Linked DNA regions of Homo sapiens: region 1 is linked to region 2. The links are chromatin contacts, found by Hi-C or POLR2A ChIA-PET in ENCODE. All regions are on one chromosome and are shown on one strand. Each heading gives the region's core, a stretch centred on a gene start or an enhancer-like site at or near the end of the contact. The rest is flanking DNA. Distances are from core to core; before and after follow the strand shown. Region 1 holds the start of CBX3 (chromobox 3). Region 2 holds the start of TRA2A (transformer 2 alpha homolog).

The links. Hi-C counts contacts between places; a loop is a spot of excess contacts on that map. ChIA-PET counts read pairs that join two places held with the same protein, here RNA polymerase II (POLR2A). Pooled maps may share reads with other maps.
Region 1: a loop to region 2 is called in a map of ascending aorta, with 5 times the contacts of the local background. The contact joins the promoter of CBX3 here to the promoter of TRA2A in region 2. A Hi-C loop is called at or near these places in 3 of 168 maps with a recorded cell type or tissue (CD4-positive, alpha-beta memory T cell, ascending aorta and naive thymus-derived CD4-positive, alpha-beta T cell) and 13 of 50 pooled maps. POLR2A ChIA-PET finds 5 or more read pairs at or near these places in 3 of 52 experiments (CD4-positive, alpha-beta T cell, activated CD4-positive, alpha-beta T cell and naive thymus-derived CD4-positive, alpha-beta T cell).

The regions. Positions count from the first base shown.
Region 1 is chr7:26,200,231-26,206,639 of GRCh38, reverse strand. CBX3 (chromobox 3) reads right to left here and starts at 4,895. Exons shown (of 6, transcript NM_016587.4): 1 at 4,814-4,895; 2 at 3,618-3,669; 3 at 130-272. The coding sequence starts at 3,641. HNRNPA2B1 (heterogeneous nuclear ribonucleoprotein A2/B1) reads left to right here and starts at 5,894. Exons shown (of 11, transcript NM_002137.4): 1 at 5,894-6,068. The coding sequence starts at 6,063. RefSeq lists a silencer at 4,191-5,010 and enhancers at 5,951-6,340, 5,506-6,409.
Region 2 is chr7:23,530,027-23,536,474 of GRCh38, reverse strand. TRA2A (transformer 2 alpha homolog) reads left to right here and starts at 4,494. Exons shown (of 8, transcript NM_013293.5): 1 at 4,494-4,686. The coding sequence starts at 4,651. RefSeq lists enhancers at 3,256-3,755, 4,115-4,234, 3,756-4,257, 4,405-4,624, 4,635-4,684 and 3 more.

The DNA of each region.
Region 1 (6,409 bases), core at 3,646-6,145, 2.7 Mb before region 2:
AAAATTCAAAGTGTCTTTACATTTAAAGACACCTACAGGAAAGCAGGTAAAAGAGCCAGGTTAAAAACAAATTCTAAAACCACTTAGCTGCAGTTAAACATATAGTAAAGATGCACTAAAGTTTCTTACTCTGTAAATCCCTTCCACTTCAGGAAATATTCCACTTTCCCATTCACTACACGTCGATCTAGTACTTTTTCCACGACAAATTCTTCAGGCTCTGCCTCTTCAACTTTTTTACTCTTTCCATTCTGTTTTTTTCCCATTTTTTGCTAAAATAAAACAAAAGAGAAATTAAGAAATATTCCTCTTGAATTTTGAGCACATTTTCAAGGCTCAATTGCTTATATTATTATCACATTCGACATAAATTTTTACTTCTATATCCCAGGGCAGACACCTTCTGGAAAGATTAAAAGTCAACAGACAATAAAATAAAAGAATGCTTTATCTTGTTCATTTAGTTCAAACTTACAACCCACCACCAAAATAATACAATAAAAAAACACTATCTGGAAACAGTTATTTTTTTCCAGTCTTTTTTTTTGAGACAGGGTCTCACACTCTTGTCGCCCAGGCTGGAGTGCAGTGGCGTGATCTCAGCTCACTGCAACCTCCGCCTCCCCAGGTTCAAGCAGTTCTCATGCCTCAGCCTCCAGAGTAGCTGGGATTATAGGCGGATGCCACCATGCCGGGCTAATTTTTTTTGTGTTTTTATTAGAAACAGGGTTTCACCATGTTGACCAGGCTGGTCTCAAACTCCTGACCTGAAGTGATTCACCAGCCTGGGCCTCCCAAAGTGCTGGCATTACAGGCGTGAGCCACTGCGCCCGGCCCTGTAGTCTTAAAAGACCAAGTTTACTAATTTTCACTCATTTTAACAACACTGCAACAAACAACTATGCAGGAAGTACCTAAAGGGTGATACAGAGAAGCAAGTAGTAGTGACAGGTCTTAGGTGAACCTATGACAGACCTTGTATCCACCCCCAGATGGTAAAAGCCCCAGCCCCCTTCTCAATTCAAATATTAATGTCAAAAGCATCAATGATACAGAGAAAAGATAAATGCAGAATGAAAACATGGTTCAAAATCCTGATACCAACTGCAGGGTCAACTATAGAGACCACTAGGAGGTTCAATTAAAGGACAAGATTATTTTTCCATAATCTCTGTAGATAATATTTCCTACCACTTAGAACAAAACTATAAAGCTATCACTTCAAGAGACCAACATTACAAATTTATTTTAATTCCCTAAGGTGAAAAAAATCCTTCCTTCCTGGTTTCTCAAGAGAAAGTCTATACTGGTAACCAAATTCACTTTAAACAGGCATTTTCTTTGGTATGACACTATTTAAGAGAAGCAGGAAACCAACGTGAACCAGCTCTTTCCAATGGCTCAAGATTTCCTATGAGAGGACTAAAAATGGGGAAAATTTTTATGAGAGGATTAAAAATGGGGGAAAAAAAACCCTGAAATGGTTAATCAGAAGATCCTATGGGCTGAGAAGGAATCCATCTTAACATTTCATCTTAAAGCAAATGCTATTGCCGGGGGCAGTGGCTCATGCCTGTAATCCCAGCACTTTGGGAGGCCGAGGTGGGCAGATCATCTGAGGTCAGGAGTTTGAGACCAGCCTGACCAACATGGAGAAACCCCGTTTCTACTAAAAATACAAAATTAGCCAGGCATAGTGGTGCATGCCTGTAATCCCAGCTACTTGGGAGGCTGAGGCAGGAGAACTGCTTGAACCCAGGAGGCTTAAGTTGCGGTGAGCCAAGATCACGCCATTGCACTCTAGCCTGGACAACAAGAGAAAAACTCTGTCTCAAAAAAACACAAAAACAAAAAACCCAAATACTATTTAAAAAAGATAAACCTTAATTGCTCAATCATTAAAGCCATCCCACAAGTAAAGCAGCAAGCAGAAAAAAGTTAAGAACACCTCAAGGCTACAGAAGGACATTTCAAGCTATGCAGGCATATGAAGTGTGCAGACAGATATGTAAGAAAGGCCTCAAGACTGCAAAAGGGCATTTCAAGCTATGCAAGCATATAGGTAACACATACACACACACAAAATAAAAATCCCCTGAAATACAAAAACATGCAGCAAACACCTGACGTTTTTGGATACCATTTCTAAGTCAGGTGTTATGATTCTCATTAGTCAAGATACTTGAGTACTGGGCCCAAACAGCTTTCTGCCACTGTACAGTACAAGAAGGTAGGAATAATGGTGGGAGGAGCAAAGACAAACTGTAATAGACAGAAGTGTATCAGATACCTATACTACATGAAAAACAAAACAGCTACTGCCACAAAGGGAGAAGGCTAACAAAATAAAGTCAACAATAAATACAGAAAATGAAAAGGATACACACTAAGGTTTACAAAAAAAAAAAGGCAGACAAAATGCCATACAGTATTCATTCACTACTATGGCATTCATAAGCTAGTTTCAAATGCTCACTATTTTCTTTTATAGTATATATTTGCCTTAACCCAGCACTTTTTTCCAAAAGTGGATGAGTCAAAATAAATTTCCCATTATTTAAGTGAAATTAACAGCACACATATCTCACAACACTAATGAATTTTTAAAATGGAAAGTTAAGAACTTTTAAAGTGGCCAACCTGTGATCCTTCACAAAATAAACTAAATACAATAACAGACCCCAAAGGCTATCAATTGCGTGCAAAAACAACTTCTGTTTTCCAGGGTAAACAGAATCTAATGCAGAATCTAATGCAGGGTAAACAGACTTAATGCAGAATCTAATGATGGCACAAATTAAAAATCACTAACGTGCCCTTTTTAGTGTGAAACCCAGAGAGAGCACATACAAGCCAAAAACAAATGCTTTATTTTACCTAGGAGACATTAACATTCACCTTTACGTGTTTAAGATTAATGCAATGTTAAATATTGTGAAAACTGTAACTTTGAATTTCATGATTTTTATGTGAATATTCCAGGGTTTAAAAAAACTTGTAACATGACATGGCTGAATAAGATAAAAAAAAAATCTAGCCTTTTCTCCCTTCTGGCTCATATTTGCGATTTCGATCATTTTGTTTAAAAAACAAAACACTGCAATGAATTAAACTTAATATTCTTCTATGTTTTAGAGTAAGTTAAAACAAGATAAAGTGACCAAAGTAATTTGAAAGATTCAATGACTTTTGCTCCAACCTAGGTGCACAAGGTACCTTGTTCTTTAAATTGGGCTTTAATGAAAATACTTCTCCAGAATTCTGGGGATTTAAGAAAAATTATGCCAACCAACAAGGGCTTTACCATTTTATGTAACATTTTTCAACGCTGCAAAAATGTGTGTATTTCTATTTGAAGATAAAAATCCTCAGCAAAATCCACATTGCACTGTCCTTCAAAGATTAGCCTTCTTTGAACTAGTTAAGACACTATTAAGCCAAGCCAGTATCTCCCTGTAATGAATTCGTTTTTCTCTTAATTTTCCCCTGTAATTTACACTGGGAGAGCTGGGAAATATGTGGATGTAAATTTCTCAGCCACAGAGATGCAAAGTTATACTGTGGGGAAAAAAAACTTGAGTTAAATCCTTACATATTTTAGGTTTTCATTAACTTACCAATGTAGTTTTGTTGGAGGCCATTTTTTATTGCAGACTTGAAGAGCTATTACTAGAAAAATGCATGACAGTTAAGGTAAGTTTGCATGACACAAAAAAGGTAACTAAATACAAATTCTGTTTGGATTCCAACCCCCAAGTAGAGAGCGCACATTTCAAACGTGAATACAAATCCAGAGTAGATCTGCGCTCCTACCTACATTGCTTATGATGTACTTAAGTACGTGTCCTAACCATGTGAGTCTAGAAAGACTTTACTGGGGATCCTGGTACCTAAAACAGCTTCACATGGCTTAAAATAGGGGACCAATGTCTTTTCCAATCTAAGTCCCATTTATAATAAAGTCCATGTTCCATTTTTAAAGGACAATCCTTTCGGTTTAAAACCAGGCACGATTACCCAAACAACTCACAACGGTAAAGCACTGTGAATCTTCTCTGTTCTGCAATCCCAACTTGGTTTCTGCTCAGAAACCCTCCCTCTTTCCAATCGGTAATTAAATAACAAAAGGAAAAAACTTAAGATGCTTCAACCCCGTTTCGTGACACTTTGAAAAAAGAATCACCTCTTGCAAACACCCGCTCCCGACCCCCGCCGCTGAAGCCCGGCGTCCAGAGGCCTAAGCGCGGGTGCCCGCCCCCACCCGGGAGCGCGGGCCTCGTGGTCAGCGCATCCGCGGGGAGAAACAAAGGCCGCGGCACGGGGGCTCAAGGGCACTGCGCCACACCGCACGCGCCTACCCCCGCGGCGGCCACGTTAACTGGGCGGTCGCCGCAGCCTCGGGACAGCCGGCCGCGCGCCGCCAGGCCTCGCGGACGCGGGACCACGCGCCGCCCTCCGGGAGGCCCAAGTCTCGACCCAGCCCCGCGTGGCGGCTGGGGGAGGGGGCGCCTCCGCCGGAACGCGGGTGGGGGAGGGGAGGGGGAAATGCGCTTTGTCTCGAAATGGGGCAACCGTCGCCACAGCTCCCTACCCCCTCGAGGGCAGAGCAGTCCCCCCACTAACTACCGGCGCTGGCCGCGCGCCAGGCCAGCCGCGAGGCCACCGCCCGACCCTCCACTCCTTCCCGCAGCTCCCGGCGCGGGGTCCGGCGAGAAGGGGAGGGGAGGGGAGCGGAGAACCGGGCCCCCGGGACGCGTGTGGCATCTGAAGCACCACCAGCGAGCGAGAGCTAGAGAGAAGGAAAGCCACCGACTTCACCGCCTCCGAGCTGCTCCGGGTCGCGGGTCTGCAGCGTCTCCGGCCCTCCGCGCCTACAGCTCAAGCCACATCCGAAGGGGGAGGGAGCCGGGAGCTGCGCGCGGGGCCGCCGGGGGGAGGGGTGGCACCGCCCACGCCGGGCGGCCACGAAGGGCGGGGCAGCGGGCGCGCGCCCGGCGGGGGGAGGGGCCGCGCGCCGCGCCCGCTGGGAATTGGGGCCCTAGGGGGAGGGCGGAGGCGCCGACGACCGCGGCACTTACCGTTCGCGGCGTGGCGCCCGGTGGTCCCCAAGGGGAGGGAAGGGGGAGGCGGGGCGAGGACAGTGACCGGAGTCTCCTCAGCGGTGGCTTTTCTGCTTGGCAGCCTCAGCGGCTGGCGCCAAAACCGGACTCCGCCCACTTCCTCGCCCCTGCGGTGCGAGGGTGTGGAATCCTCCAGACGCTGGGGGAGGGGGAGTTGGGAGCTTAAAAACTAGTACCCCTTTGGGACCACTTTCAGCAGCGAACTCTCCTGTACACCAGGGGTCAGTTCCACAGACGCGGGCCAGGGGTGGGTCATTGCGGCGTGAACAATAATTTGACTAGAAGTTGATTCGGGTGTTTCCGGAAGGGGCCGAGTCAATCCGCCGAGTTGGGGCACGGAAAACAAAAAGGGAAGGCTACTAAGATTTTTCTGGCGGGGGTTATCATTGGCGTAACTGCAGGGACCACCTCCCGGGTTGAGGGGGCTGGATCTCCAGGCTGCGGATTAAGCCCCTCCCGTCGGCGTTAATTTCAAACTGCGCGACCGTTTCTCACCTGCCTTGCGCCAAGGCAGGGGGCGGGACCCTATTCCAAGAGGTAGTAACTAGCAGGACTCTAGCCTTCCGCAATTCATTGAGCGCATTTACGGAAGTAACGTCGGGTACTGTCTCTGGCCGCAAGGGTGGGAGGAGTACGCATTTGGCGTAAGGTGGGGCGTAGAGCCTTCCCGCCATTGGCGGCGGATAGGGCGTTTACGCGACGGCCTGACGTAGCGGAAGACGCGTTAGTGGGGGGGAAGGTTCTAGAAAAGCGGCGGCAGCGGCTCTAGCGGCAGTAGCAGCAGCGCCGGGTCCCGTGCGGAGGTGCTCCTCGCAGAGTTGTTTCTCGAGCAGCGGCAGTTCTCACTACAGCGCCAGGACGAGTCCGGTTCGTGTTCGTCCGCGGAGATCTCTCTCATCTCGCTCGGCTGCGGGAAATCGGGCTGAAGCGACTGAGTCCGCGATGGAGGTAACGGGTTTGAAATCAATGAGTTATTGAAAAGGGCATGGCGAGGCCGTTGGCGCCTCAGTGGAAGTCGGCCAGCCGCCTCCGTGGGAGAGAGGCAGGAAATCGGACCAATTCAGTAGCAGTGGGGCTTAAGGTTTATGAACGGGGTCTTGAGCGGAGGCCTGAGCGTACAAACAGCTTCCCCACCCTCAGCCTCCCGGCGCCATTTCCCTTCACTGGGGGTGGGGGATGGGGAGCTTTCACATGGCGGACGCTGCCCCGCTGGGGTGAAAGTGGGGCGCGGAGGCGGGAATTCTTATTCCCTTTCTAAAGCACGCTGCTTCGGGGGCCACGGCGTCTCC
Region 2 (6,448 bases), core at 3,245-5,744:
TCTCAGCTACTTGGGAGGCTAAGGCAGGAGGATCGCTTGAACCAGGGAGGCAGAGGTTGCAGTGAGTCAAGATTGTGCCACTGCACTCCAGCCTGCTGACAGAGCGAGACTCCATCTCAAACAATAAAAAAACAAACAAAAATTTGAAAGCCTCTATATTAAAACAGTGTGGCACTGGTGTATGACCAGGGAAACAGAAAACCCAGAAATAGACTCAACTCCGTAAGAAAATGTAGTGTATAACAAAGGTGACATCTAAAAAGCAAAGATGGGCTTTTTAATGCTGGGATCACTGGGTAGCCATTTGGAAAAGGTAAAATTAGATCTATAGTCCACATCATACATAAGAACAAATGCCAAATGGATCACGAATCTAAATGTAAAATATGAAGCTACATAACTACTAGAAGAAAACATAGTGAATTCCTCTTTAATCTCAGTATGGGAAAAGGCTAACTATGACTTAAAATCCAGGGGCAGCCGGGTGCACTGGCTCACACCTGTAATCCCAACACTTTGGGAGGCCGAGGCATGCGGATCACGAGGTCAGGAGTTTGAGACCAGCCTGACCAATACGGTGAAACCCCATCTCTACTAAAAATACAAAAATTAGCCGGACGTGGTGGTCCTCACCTGTAATCCCAGCTCAGGAGGCTGAGGCAGGAGAATCGCTTGAACCTGGAGGTGGAGGTTGCAGTGAGGCGAGATTGCGCCATTACACTCCAGCCTGGGCGACAGGGCAAGATTCCATTTCAAAAAAAAAAAAAAAATAGTGGCCAGGCACAGTGGCTCACGCCTGTAATCCCAGCACTTTGGGAGGCCAAGGTGGGTGGATCACCTGAAGTCAGGAGTTCAAGACCAGCCTGGCCAACATGGTGAAAACCCATCTCTACTAAAAAATACAAAAATTAGCTGGGTGTGGTGGTGCATGCCTGTAAGCCCAGCTACTTGGGAGGCGGAGGTTGCAGTGAGCCGAGAATGAGCCATTGCACTCCAGCCTGGGCAACAAGAGCAAAATTCAGTCTCAAAAAAAAAAAGTATGCTAATTTGGGAATCTTTTATTGCCATAGTAAAATTAATTAATTAAATTAAAAAATCAAAAAATAGTATGCAAAATATACCATAAGCAAAGTCAAATACAATTTACAAACTAGGAGAAAATATTTGCAACATAAAGCACAAATAAAAGGCTAATATTCCTAATATACAAGGAACTCATAAAACTTGAGGGACAAAGGATAAAAATCCAATAGAAAAATGGAAAATAGGCCGGGCACAGTGGCTCACACCTGTAATCCCAGCACTTTGGGAGGCCGAGGTGGGCGGATCACCTGAGGTCGGGAGTTCGAGACCAGCCGGACCAACCTGGAGAAACCCCGTCTCTACTAAAAATACAAAATTAGCCAGACGTGCTGGCGCATGCCTGTAATCCCAGCTACTCGAGAGGCTGAGGCAGGAGAATCGCTTTAACCCGGGAGGCGGAGGTTGCAGTGAGCTGAGATCGTGCCATTGCACTCCAGCCTGGGCAACAAGAGTGAAACTCCGTCTCGGAAAAAAAAAAAAAGAAAAATGGAAAATAGACAATTCCGAAAAAAGGACATTATATATATGTTTAAACATATCAAAAGTTTATAACTGAAATCTGGGACAATTCAAGCAACAAAATAAATAATGATAGCAATGGATTATAACTCATAAAGCAAATATCTCCTATCATCCCGGCACTTTGGGAGGCCGAGGTGGGTGGATCACTCGAGGCCAGGAGTTAGAGACTAGCCTGGCCAACATCAAAACCCCGTCTCTACAAAAAAATACAAAAATTAGCCGAGCACAGTGGCATGCACCTGTGGTCTCAGCTACTGGGGAGGCTAAGGCAGAATAATCTCTAGAGCCCGAGAGACAGAGGTTGCAGTGAGCCAAGACTGTGCCACTGTACTCCAGCCTGGGCACGGGAGTGAAACTCTGTCTCAAAAAAAAAGGCAAAGAAAAAAGAAACTACTCTTCTAGGCCCGGCCTGGTTCCTCAACACTTTGGGAGGCCTAGGCGGCAGGATCACTTGAGCCCAGGAGTTTGAGAGCAGCCTGGGCAACATGGCAAAACCTGGTCTCTACAATAATTTAAAAATTAGCTGGGCATGGTGTTGGGGGCCTGTAGTCCCAGCTATGTGAGAGGGTGTGGTGGGAGGATCGTTGGAGCCATGATTGTGCCACTGCACTCCAGCCTGGGTGACAGAGTCAGATTATGTCTCCAAAAAATAAATAAAAGGAAAAAAGGGTAGGGGGGAAGACTCTTAGTCCATAATAGTCTACCTTTCTCCCATCCTTGATTGTGAATTTAATCTGTTGGGGAATGTGGTTATTTGTCCTGTGGAAGTTGATTACTTCATCTCGGTGTTTTTATTTTTCCCTTTCTTGTATTTCCTGTAAACTGTTGGCTAGATCTAAGGTTTAATTAGATTTGAGTTCAATTTGAGGGATCAGGAATACTTCACAGGAGGAACTGGGTATTTTCTATTGCATCACATCATGAGGTATCTCGTATCTGGTTATCTCACTTTTAATGGTACTAAGATTGATCAGTGGTTCAAATGGTATCAACCTGGCTGGGCGTGGCAGCTCACGTCTGTAATCCCAGCACTTTGGGAGGCTGAGGCGGGCAGATCATCTGAAGTCACAAGTTCCAGCCCACGCTGGCCAACATGGTGAAACCCCATCTCTACGAAAAATACAAAAATTAGCCGGGTGTGGTGGCACGCACTGTAATCCCAGCTACTCGGGAAGCTGAGCCAGGAGAATCACTTGAACCCGGAGGTGGAGGTTGCAGTGAGCCGAGATCGCGCCACTGCACTCCAGCCTGGGTGACAGAGCAAGTCTCCGTCTCAATAATAATAATAATAATTTCTTTTGTAGAGATGGGGGCTCACCATGTTGACCAGGCTGGTTTCGAACTTCTGGCCTCAAGCGATCTTCCGCCTAGGGTCTCCAAAGTACTGGGATTACAGGCGTCAGCCACCACACCCAGCCAAGTTCAACATCTTTTCTAAGAGCCAGATGTCATTTAAGTTTATCCCTATCAATAACTGACATTCAAATGCTGAAATCTTGCCCCCAGTGGTAGCAATCTTCATAATAATGCCAGATGAACTTTCCTACCATAGAACTATAGTTGAAAGTCTATGTCAATCTTTTTACTACAAAGCACTGTAGGAAAAAAATTTAAGATGAAACTAATTTTTAAAGTTGCATTACACAAGTAAAACTCATCTCAGAGATTATTACTATGATTGGGAACCAAGTTGACAGATTTGGGAGGTCTTCACTGTGAAGCTTTATGGAAATATCTAAGTCAAAAAAACTAGTAGGGAGCTAAGCATTATAAAAAAAAAACTACACGGCTGTCTCTAGGAGGGGGAACTGGAGCAGGGACACGAGGCAAGGAGCAGCGGCTTTGCATCATAACCTCATCTGTGCATGTACTACGTCGACATTACACAGGGCAAATATGGAAGAAAAGTAATACAGTCAGCTGACAACGTGCCCCCCAAAAGCCTGTTATATATACACGATTCCAGCCGGGCGCGGTGGCTCAGGCCTGTAATCTCAGCACTTTGGGAGGCCGAGGCGAGCAGATCGCTTGAGTCCACAAATTCGAGACCAGCCTGGGCAGCATGTCAAAACCCCATCTCTGCAAAACACACAAAAATTAGCCGGGTGGGCCGGGTACGGTGGTTCACCCTTGCAATCTCAGCACTTTGAGAGGCCCAGGCGGGCAAATCACCTGAGGTCAGGAGTTTGAGACCAGCCTGTCCAACATGGTGAAACCCCCGTCTCTGCTAAAAATACAAAAATTAGCCGGGCGTGGTGGTGCATGCCTGTAATCCCAGCTACTGGGGAGGCTGAGGCAGGAGAATTGCTTGAACCTGCGAGGTGGAGGTTGCAATGAACCTAGATAGCGCCACTGCACTTCAGCCTGGGCAACAGAGTGAGACTCCGTCCCAAAAAAGAAAAAAATTAGCCGGGCGTGGTGGCGCGCGCGGGAGCCTGAGGTGGGAGGATCGTCTGAGCCCGGGAGTTTGAGGCTGTGGTGAGCAGTGATCGCTTCACTGCACTTCAGCTTGGGTGACAGAGCGAGACCCTGACTCAAAAAATAAACAAACATAAAAAAACGCTTCCAATGTTTTGTTCCCTTACATCAGAATCCACTTGGACAATATTTAAAGGGGCTAAGGTCATATAAGGCTCATCTGGCGACTGAAAAGTCTTCAAAGAGGTTGACGCGTCCGAGGTGAGTCTGAAGTTTGGAGGACAGCACGGGACCGCGATTCCAAGGCGCCCAGGTTGAGAGCGCAGGCCGCCCGCCAACCTCCACCCTCGCTCCAGGCCCAGCCGACACAAAGCCTCGCGGGAGGTGGAGCCTCGTGACGTCACAGAGACGCCCGCCCCCTTTACGTCGTGCTCTGAGGAGGCCAGGAGATTTCTGGCGGCGCCGGCGCCATTTTGCTGGAGCCTGCGACCGAGTGGGAGTGGAGTGGAGCGGCTGTGGTTGCCGACTCTTTCCTCTTCCCCACGGTCCAGTCAGCGGGTTAATTAGGCCATCGGCCCTCGAGCCGAGACTTGTCTCTTATTTAGTTCTGGGGAGCGCCTCGTCGACATGAGTGATGTGGAGGAAAACAACTTCGAGGGCAGAGTGAGTACAAAGCCGCGGGAGCCGTCTAGGCGGCGGCCCAATGCTCGGGGTTTCACGGGAACAAGCGCGGTCGGGCGGGGTTGCGGGTAGTCCCGCGAGGAGCAACCTCTGGAGCCATCGCGATTGATTCCTCCCATCCCAAGATGGCTTCTGGGTTCCACTCCTTCCCCAAACACCACGGATAACACCCCTCCCCCTTTTTTGGAGGCTGACTGATACCTGGACTTCTGGGTCCTCTTCCCTCCCCGCCCCCGCATTGCTTCCTCCCTTCTCCCCACCCCTGAGGCTTCCTTATGTCTGCTCCGAGGTGTGGGTCCCCGTCGCGGTTGGGCGGGAGGAGGCGGCAGGGAGCTCCCCTCCGTCCGGATAGTGGTAGGTGCTTCCTGCGGTGGCATTTCTGGCGACCCCGAGCATCGTAGAGGGTCTCGGGATCGAAAGTGCGCGGGGCTGCTTTCCGGGCGGGGAGAAGCTGGCGTGGGACTAGCTGGGGCCTGTGTCTCCTTGGCTCTCTATTTCAGTGAGCGGCCGCGTCTCTGTTGGAACCGGCGGCGTTGCGTCTAAAAAGGCGAAAGCCTTGAGGTTGAAGGTGGGACGAGCCTAATGAAGTGGTTAGTCAACGACCGCACCGACCCTTAAGCGTTCTTAAGACGAGAGCTGTGAGGGGAAACTACGCAAGGAGCCCTTTTCCCTTAATGTCCCTTCGACTTTCCTTTCACTTCGAAATGAATGTGGAAATGCTGTCACGCCTTATTTTTCTAATTCCTCGATGTTGGGTTTTTTCTCTTCTTTATATCTCAACTTTTAATGCTCTTCTTCCTATGACCTTTCATCTAAAAACTGACCACTCCTTTACAGGTTTTTACGGTAAAAAAAAAAAAATCTGTCTTTCTTTAATCTTACATAGCTGAACGAATTCATTGGCTCAGTATTTTTAAGATAACTAGTCAGTATATACTGTTCTGTAACTTAAAAGATGACCTGAAAATTAACAGGCCCTCTCCCATTTCTCTTCTCACTCTATCCCCCACCGAAGAGGGCTCAGAAAAAAGTTTTTATTAATATATTTGGGGTCGGAGAAATACAAACATCACAAAGAATACGATATCCCCAGCTTAAATGTACTGGAACGTTTGTCAGTGAGTTTCATTTCCAAAGTTTACCCTACATAGGGAATTGTAGAAGTGAGTTAGTAGAAGTGAGTTCGTGTGAAACCCTGGAAAGAAAACAAAAGCCCCATGCAACACGTTCCGGGCTGTTGTGTAGATGTTTATTCTAGTCACTAGGGGAAGCACATAAAAACACCTGAGGTGTGTGTGCTGAAGGGCGAATTTTGTCCTTTTGGGGAGTTCATGATATAAACATCTAGAACCAAAAAGTCAAATCAGAAGGTCAGTTTAGGCTTTAGTTCTCTTTGAGGAAAGATTTAAAGCAATAGACTATAATAGTTACCCGGTAGACTAAAAAATTTGCCTTTAATTCTTTTGATTGGAATTTTTTTTTACAAAGTTTGGAGCATGGAAACAAATGAAAATTGAACCTGCTTATTTTTTAGGATGGTGTATTGATGGCCCCAACAGAACTTTCTAAAATCATGCGATAAACATATATGATAGTAGTTGTAAAATGCTTCTTGTTTTGAAAATGTTGAGTAATTATCGATAGAAATTTTGCTGTCCATTCATACATTCCTTCAATTAACTTTCATTGTTAAAAAATTGGGGGATTGATGTTTGGTTTGGTTTGTGGGGAGTGAAGAGGACTA